2 separate regions of the Homo sapiens genome follow, and region 2 is linked to region 1. A link is a contact called in ENCODE Hi-C or POLR2A ChIA-PET data. All regions are on one chromosome and are shown on one strand. Each heading gives the region's core, a stretch centred on a gene start or an enhancer-like site at or near the end of the contact. The rest is flanking DNA. Distances are from core to core; before and after follow the strand shown.

Region 1 (4,330 bases), core at 1,744-4,243:
AGGTCTGGGAAAGCATCTGCCCCTCGCTGCTCAGACAGCTGGGAAACTGGGACCACAGCCTCCTCTGGGCGGAAAAATAGTAACAAAATAGCCTTTTTGTTGGAGGTGAAAAGTCAGACTCCCCCACTCCTGGTGTGGAGAAAAGGCAGCAGCCAAGGGCAGGGTGAGCCCCCCAGCCCAGGACCGCCTGCTCTGTCTCTAAGCCAAGGCAATGTTTGATCAGGGCTGTTTTCCCCCCATCCCCTGCCCTGGGGGCTGAGTGCCTGGGCAGCTTCCATGGCCTTCAGGTTGCGGGTGTGGACACAACCTCAAAGGTGCAGGCAAACAGGTGCGTGGGTCAGCGTCTGCTGAAGATGAATCCAGAGGCACAGAGCCCTAGGAGCTGGTAGCCCCAGTGCCTAGGCTGTGCCTCTAGTGATATGGCACAGATGAAGCCATCCGTCCAATCCACAAGAGTGTCCAGAAAACACGCGTCTACCTCCTGATGACTGCAGGTGCCAAAGGCATCCTGGAAAGGAGTGGAGAAGGTGGCTTTATTTCAAAGCCTTTTTCAGGGTAGAGCACACCTCCTGGAGAGTGTAGCCAGCCAACCAGGGATTCCAGGCTCCTCCCTTGGGGTTTGAGGGCAGAGACTGGCTGTCCTGGGCTCAGAGAGACAACAACTGTCTGAATTCTTCTCTGTTCGGGAGAAAATGGGACAAACCTTCAGTGACTCCCTGCCACCTTCAGCAGCTGGCTAAAAACTGTTGGAGTTGGTAAACCCAGCAAAACTAAGTTTTCCTGGGGCTGGAGCGGGTTCTTTTCTCCTCCCACCTCAAGTTCAAAGCCAGCCAATTAAGAAAGCTAAACAGTGTGGTCTTCTCTCTGCATCATTGGCTTGTAAAACTTTCCCTGCAAACTAGGCGACTTTATTTGTTGGGAAAACGAAGTATATAATTTTCCTGACCTGGCCTTTGCTTTGGGGAGAAGGGGAAAGAGAGAAAGAAGTCATTTCCAGAAACAGACGGGCCCCGAGGAGCAAAACAAGGTCCACACTCCAGCGTCAGGGCAGCGTAGACTGCAGCGCTGTGGTCTGGAACGCTGAAAACAGCGTGTTGCGGGGAGGCGGGACGCGAGGCTCCAGGCTGCGGAGCCCTCTGGGGCCTGGGTCACTGTCTGCGAGGTGGACATCGAAGTCCTCCCAATTCTGCTTTCGAACCTCTGGGCGCCACCTGCCTCCCCGCTACTGCAATTTTCCGGTTTCCCCGACGTTTGCAACTTGCAAGTCTCCTCTCACTTCCTTCCATCTCCAGCAGCCCCTCCTCAAGCTTGGCCTCCTCCCCTCCCCGCGACGGTGCCTATCCCGAGCAAATCATACCCATCCTCTCCGCCGCCCGCAAGACAGCCTCCCCCGCCCTGCCCGAGGGGTCTTCAGGCCCCTCCCTCCAAGGGCTCAATGGTTGGGGTCCATAGCCCCCTTCATTGCCACACAGGAGAACACAATGGCCTTCCCCGAGGCCAGGGGCGCAGAGCTCCGCGGGGGCGGCTGCATCTCCCGGACCCCGCACCCGGCACGGCGCGGACACTTTGGCAACTTCAAAACTGCGCGGGGGCCTCCCCTGCGAGCGGTGCCCCTTTCCCGGCTGGCCCTGGCCGGGTCGGGAGGCTCCTCGGCACTGTTCCCAGGCCTGCGGGCGCGCCTGGCCCCCGCCTGGCCGCCGGCCTCTGATTCGCCCACGGCCTTGCGCCCATCGTCCACCTCCTTCCCTCTCTCTTTGACCCGCGCCCGCTGCGCACGTTGATTGTGCCTTGGTGGGGCGGGAGGGCCGAGAGGGCTCAAGGTCCATGCATAATTCGGGGGCTTAATGGAGCAGCTGCCTGAGCCGGGCGGCGAGGGGCGGGCGGAGGCGCAGCTGACCCAGCCCGCGTCTGGCCTCGCTGGGAAGGCGCGCTCCTTTCTTCCTCCCCTGACACTCCCCTCCCCCACTCGGCCTGGGTCCGAGGAAGGCGGGGGGTGGGCGAGTCGAAGGGCTAGCTTTGGGAAGGGGTTTCCCTCGTGCATCCGTGCAACTTTTGCTTTGGGGGGCGGGGGGCATGCAGTGAATCGGAGCCGCCTCGGGACCGGCTCCTGAAGGTGGTGGAATGCAGGCTTCCTCGGAGCACTCTGCAGCCCTGGAGTCTTTTTTCCCGGCTCCTTTCCCCCCCGCCCCCGTCGGTCCCCAGCCCAGCAGCAGCCCAGCGAGCACGCCTCTGGCCCCGGGCCAGCCCCCTTCCCTGGCAGCCGGCGGAGATGGATGGAGGCGGAGACCCAAGGTCAAGGGCGGGGAGCCTGCCGGCCCCGGGCCCCTTTGTGCGCACGGGGCCGCCCCTCCTCCACCAGTCGCCTCCTCTCTGGCCCTTGGGCGCTCTCCCGGGTGGGTGACCTTCTCGGGCATGGGGAATGTGGAAGTGGTCCCCTCCCCGAAACCGTGCGCGCCGGTCGGGTCGCTTCGCCGGGGTGGCATTCGTCCCGGGTGCTGGGGGCGCACGGGGATCCCTCTTCCGCCCGCCGCCATTGCCCTGATGAGTGGCGCCGTCTTCCTCAGCCCACCTTGGCGGGACAGAGCGGGCGGTTCCCGGGATCCAGGTGAGGCCGGGACGGAAGGAGCCTCCGGGAGTTCCCTTGTACAAAAATGTGATCATCCAGGGGCAACAGCCCCATCTCAAAGTGGGGATTTCGTGGGGACCTTAGTTTCTTTCCGAGTGGGAGAAGAGTAAGCCCGCTTTTCTCAAGGACAAAAGTGTTTTCCCAATTGTGTGGGAATGGAACCCTCCACTGGAGTGGGACACCGAAGCTCCTGGAATTACAGGGATTTAATGTCAGTCCTCCTTTCAGCCTGACTTCTCTTAGGATAACCTCTTCCAACAAGAATTTGTATGCAAATCGTCACCTTGCTAGGAGTCTCTAGTTTTGTGTGTTAAAAATTGGCCTCCAATTGTTTAAAGCACTTCAACAGGCCCTTAAAGGCCCAGAAAAGCAGTGGTTGGACGCCCAGCCTGTCCACCACAAAGCTCTTAAGAAAATGTTCAAACATTTTCCCAAAGCTGTTACTCTGGAAATAAAACTGTATACTGTTCGCCTGTAGCCGATTAAAAGTTTACCTTCACTGTGACAGCTTTTCCAGGCTAGGATTGGACCCACATCTCTATTTTCCATTTTTCAGAAATAAATCTAAACCAGGCAGAATTGATTTGCTATAACAAGAGTCAAGGTAGTATTAAAAATATGCGTATACCTATATACTTATAATATGAAATAGTATGTTACACTTGCTGGGCTCTCAAGGCGAGTATTGTGTAAACGGCACCGTCATGGCGTTTTGAGTAAGAGTTGATTTTAAAATCTCAGATTTAGCTAACCCGAACTTTGAGCAGCCAGCTTTTCTGGTAGAGGAATCTGAAGGCATTTGTCAATTTATTTTTTGCAAGCCCTCCGGAAAAGGTAACAAATTCAACACTTGGGAGCTCAAAGCTACTGCCAGTCCTGGACAGGAAGGTTTTCATATCTGTCTGAACTTGCTCGCTGATTTCTCAGACGTCCATTTATAACAGTGGGTCTAACAAGATAGAATCCGCCTTTGAATATCTGTAAATACGGGTAAAGATCACAGTCCAGCACTCATAATGGTCCAAAACGAACTGGCAGATTCTCGTGTTTGATTAATATTTATGTTACCGGATTCCTTTACAGAAAGAAAGATGAAACGCTAATTATGTGTGTGTGTGTTTGACGGGCCCCATCCTAGGTCTCTGCAGTTCATTTAAAGGGATGTACATTTTAGGATTTTTGGAGACTAGGGGTGTGTGTGTGTGTGAGGGGGGGGTAATTGTTCATGTTTTGCTTGAAAGACAGGTAACCTGTGGTTGGCTGAAGTATTGGCTGGTACACTGAGGGAGAGGCTGACTTTTCATTTTCCTTTTCTTTATTTTGACGGCTCAACAGTGATCAGAATTACGCGTGATTTCTCCCTGTATGTTTGGGCTAAGGCTTGGACAGTGTGGTGGAAGGCTCTTGTTCAGGATCTTCCTCGAGGAGAACTGGTAGCCCCCAGGGTGCTCTGGCGTCTTTGCAGGGCACACTTTCTGCGCCTGAGTGGCAGGGTAGGCTGCCCTGCAGTGTGTGCTTCCGAGCCCTGCCATGTGTCTGTAGGGCACTTTCCTTGCTTTTTTTTTTTTTTTTTTTTTTTTTTTTTTTTTTAGGAGCAATGTGTGGGAGATTTGCCTGGAAATGGGGGGTTCTGTCAGCTGGATCATGTTGAAATACCAGTGCAATTGGTAGCCAAAGGGATCCTGGAGAAGCCTCCTTCGGAGG
Region 2 (4,091 bases), core at 1,034-3,533, 820 kb before region 1:
GGAGGCACAGGTTCAAGTCCTGGGTCTATCACTCACTGGCTATGTCTCTTGTCAAGTTACTCTCTCCTGTGAAACAGAAACAATAAAAACAATGCTAGCTGGGTGTGGTGGCCCACACCTGTAGTCCCGCTGAGGCAGGAGGCTTGCTCGAGCCCGGGAGTTTGAGGCCAGCCTGGGCAATAAAGCAAGACCTCATCTCTAAAAAATACAAAAACAAAAACGCCCCACAACACTACCTTCAGGATTATTGCGATAACTAAATAACGTCAGTGAAAGCATTCTGTACGTTGTCATGCACTCAAGAGAATTCCCAGCTCCTAATCCAGTCAGGGCTTGGAAACTGTTTCTTGATTGGTGGGTAGCCAGAGCTAGAGCTGGTAAGATATATTTTCACATTTAAAAGGTCCTTTGTATCCCCACCACAGGCGCCACGGTATCCCCATGTGTCAGTCAGCATGAGGAAAAACGAAAAGTTCACAGCTCCTATGGCTGCTGACCTTGCAGCTCCACGAACGCTGCTTCCACCAGGACTGTCACTATGGTGCCAGGCCAGGGACCTGTGGCAGAGTGCAAGCAGCCTTGTACGGGGGAGGGACGCACCAGAAAACCTGGGCTTTTGCTTTGGTTCAGCCACTACTCCGCTCCCCGTACACAAATTCTGCTCCACACTGGGCCTCAATTTCCTGATCTGCGCACTCAAGAGCTGGGCTAGATTAGTGTAATCTTCAGACTTGAAAGTCATCACCACCACCAACAATGACTGTTTTTTCTCAATGAATTATCAAGGAATACATAGAAAACATAAAAGCAGAGTTATTTTGGCTGAAGTGGAGAATAAGGTGCCCAAAACATCTTATCTACTGTAGATCACCTCCAAGGTCTTTTCAAGATGGAAATTTCTAGGATTTCTACGATTTTAAAATTGAAAAAGAAATTGCTGTGCCTCATTTACTTTTGATATAATTTTCTGCAATTAGTAATTGACACGGTAGAATAAGCTGCTAGAAGTTTTCACAATGTAATTTACAACTGAAAATGACTTTGGAAGTTGATATGCCTTTGAAATGAAAAGCATTCTGTTTTCTAAAGCTCCACTCACGAGTCCTCTAAAGTTAAAGGAAAGTTACTAAAATGACAGGATCAGAAATAAAGCCAACTGGAAAATAAGCAGCCCTGGACAAGTTCTACCTATCACCACGTCAATTTTAACAACTCACTGCAAGCTGCTTCTGTGCCTGTGTAGCGTGCTGCGAAAACCACCGGATGAGGCCAACCTCGTTAAACCCTGGTTCCATTCCTTCCCCAACCTGCCATGTGACCTTGGACAAACCCCACAACTTTTCAGAGGTTTTCTCAGCTACGAAACAGGAGTGATGACAGCGTTCTCATCAATCTAACACGGCTAAAAGATTCAAATAAGAAAACTGGCGAAATGGCACTTTGGAAATTGTGAAATAATTTTCAAAGTGAGGGATTGTTACTTTATGCTAAAAAACAAAGCTGTCATGAGTCAATCAAACAAATGCCCCAAACCCCACAGGATAAAAGTCTGTCTGTCCTATCATCTATAATCTTTCAGAGTTGTAGGGCAGGGGAGAGGCAGGTCCAAAATGTAATCTCACCTTTAGAGAGAACAATCTCAATGAGGAGTGCGGTTTGTAGACTGGCTGGTATTCACACATGTGCTCAACAGCAATAGCCTAAGTCCACAAGTCTCTCAAGTGGAGGGTCAGGACTCTTGCTATTAAGTTCATGAAGTTCCTATCATAAAAAGAACCCTCTCTGCCTATATTTAGAAAAAACAACCAGTCTCGGGTCATTCTAGAGAGAAGGGCCAGGACTCACCAAATGTACCTCTGAGCTAAACAACAATTCCCCTAGATGGCTCAGACCCTCCTCCCTATAATGAGAGGCAGGTGCTAATTTCTAAGTAAGTCCTTGACTCAGAAGCCATTAAAGGTCACAGGCATCAAGAGACACAGGCCTGTGTAATGGAAAGACCAGCGGCTAGAGAGGGAGCAGACTGTCACTAACCTGCTGTGTAACCTCATGTAAGCCCCCTGCCCTCTGGTCATGGACTTCTCGATCAGTATACTAAGGGGACCTGAGATAATTTCTACAGCCCATTCACCGTTAAGATTCTAGGTTTCCTCTTGACATCCCTCTGTCCCCTGCACTGGTTCCAATACTCACCTTGTGGCCATGGCTGAAAAGTGGCAGCACAGGGAACCCTGAGGAGGCGAGTCCTGTACTCCCACCAGCCTATGTTGATCAGAGGACCACAGACCCTCTGAAGACAGCAACTTGATTTTTATAGCCTACTTAAAACCAAACAGGAAAAGGAAGCTGAACCAGAGACAAAGGGGAAACAAACCCAAGTGAAAAACTGAAACCTAGGTAGAAAATAGAGAAACAAGAAGCTAACACTGCAGAGCCCCACCAGCGTGGGCGGCTGAGAGGCACTGCACAGGCCCAACCCCCCACAGCTGGCAACCTCAAGCCTCTAAGTGCTTCCTGCAAGGGTGCAAGGGTGGGTGAAGCCTGCTGGAGGTAGGGGCCAGGTCATGGTGCTGGCCCCCCACTAACTAGCTCTATAGTCTAAGTCAATGCCACTTAAGATGTCTGAGCTTCAGTTTTCCATCTGTTATAGAAAGTGCAGGCTCAGCACAGATGACTTCCTATAGGCCTTAAGAAAAGGCTACAAGAACTCGGAAGAGTCCCCACTGACTCTCCAGAGAATAGAAGACTAGATGATAAAGGCTATAAGCTGATCAAGTCTTTTTTTCTTTTTTGAGACAGAGTTTCACACTCCTGTCACCCAGGCTGGAGTGCAATGGCACGATCTTGGCTCACCGCCACCACAGCTTCCTGGGTTCAAGCGATTCTCCTGCCTCAGCCTCCTGAGTAGCTGGGATTATAGGCATGTGCCACCATGCCCAGCTAATTTTGTATTTTTAGTAGAGACGGGGTTTCTCCATGTTGGTCAGGCTGGTCACGAACTCCCGACCTCAGGTGATCCGCCTGCCTTGGCCTCCCAAAGTGCTGAGATTACAGGCGTGAGCCACCGCGCCAGGCCACTGATCAAGTCTTCATATTTGACTCTGGAACAAAATTTGTACTTCTACCGAGGAGACAACTCTCTCTAATGATGACATTTAAGTCAGCAATTTAGAGCCTGAAAGGAAAACACTTGAGGAATACTGGAAACTTGGCTTTGTCACTTGTTTATTAAGTGGGTGGCCTCAACTGTAAAATGGGGTTATACTTATTTTGCCTATCTCCACAGGGTTCTCATGAAGGTAAGATCCAGTCCAATCTTTCTTTCAAAATCTACTGAGAACTCACTAAGAAGCATGCACTGTGTTAGAAATCACAGACAAAAAATTGAGAACGACTGTACTTGTCCTTAAAGGACTTTTATGGTTTAGAAAAGAAGAGGTTGATAATGTTAGCAAATATTTAATAGATCCATTAAAATATTATTGATATAGTGAAAAACAGCTGTACAGAGTACAGTACAAAAGAAGTATCAGTTCTAATTGGAGAGATGAATGCACTTTGAATGCTAAAAATGCATTTTAAAAGGCTTTTAATGATATACATTTCCCTTTAAGCACTGTTTTAGTTGCAAACCACAGTTTGGATGTATTGCAGTTTTCTTTTTTCTTTTGGTTCAAAATATTTTTAATTTTCTCTAGTGATTTCTTCTTTTATCCATGGATTATTGATAAGTGCTTCGTTAAATTTTGAAATATTTGGTGTTTTCCTATATCTGTTGCTACCTATTTCCAATTTAATTCTACTGGGGCCAGAGAACATATTTGGTGTGACTTCTTCCTTTGTTTTTCCTGGTATGATCTCAATCCTTTCACATTTATCAAAATGTGCGTTATGGCCCAGCATGCAGTCTACCTTGGCGGATGTAGCATATGCACAAGGAAAGAATGTGTATTCTGAAACTGGTCGGGTGCAGTGTTCTAGAATGTCAATTAGGTCATGGTGGTTAATAGTATTGTTCAGAACGTCTACGTCCTTGTTACTTTTTGTTGCTGTTGTTTGTTTTTGTCTAATTATTCTATCAACTGCTGAGG

Evidence for each region. A loop is a pair of places that touch in the nucleus more often than their neighbours do. ChIA-PET counts read pairs that join two places held with the same protein, here RNA polymerase II (POLR2A). Pooled maps may share reads with other maps.
Region 2: a pooled map shows a loop between it and region 1 (6-fold over the local background). The contact joins the promoter of EVL here to the enhancer-like site in region 1. A Hi-C loop is called at or near these places in 1 of 168 maps with a recorded cell type or tissue (naive thymus-derived CD4-positive, alpha-beta T cell) and 8 of 50 pooled maps. POLR2A ChIA-PET finds 5 or more read pairs at or near these places in 1 of 52 experiments (activated CD4-positive, alpha-beta T cell).

What each region holds. Positions count from the first base shown.
Region 1 is chr14:99,243,805-99,248,134 of GRCh38, reverse strand. The region is part of intron 2 of BCL11B (BCL11 transcription factor B); the gene reads left to right. Among named protein-coding and RNA genes, the nearest start is that of BCL11B, 26 kb to the left of the region's middle. RefSeq lists an enhancer at 428-1,324. Within about 2 kb of position 2,993, at least 5 of the 41 ENCODE cell types and tissues checked have a DNase peak (open chromatin) inside an H3K27ac peak, as active enhancers do.
Region 2 is chr14:100,063,614-100,067,704 of GRCh38, reverse strand. It overlaps EVL (Enah/Vasp-like), which reads right to left and starts at 2,283. Exons shown (of 14, transcript NM_016337.3): 1 at 2,194-2,283. The coding sequence starts at 2,204. LOC124903379 (a long non-coding RNA gene) reads left to right here and starts at 3,661. Exons shown (of 2, transcript XR_007064329.1): 1 at 3,661-4,091. RefSeq lists enhancers at 1,410-1,479, 1,540-1,619, 2,000-2,139, 2,190-2,269, 2,320-2,409 and 1 more.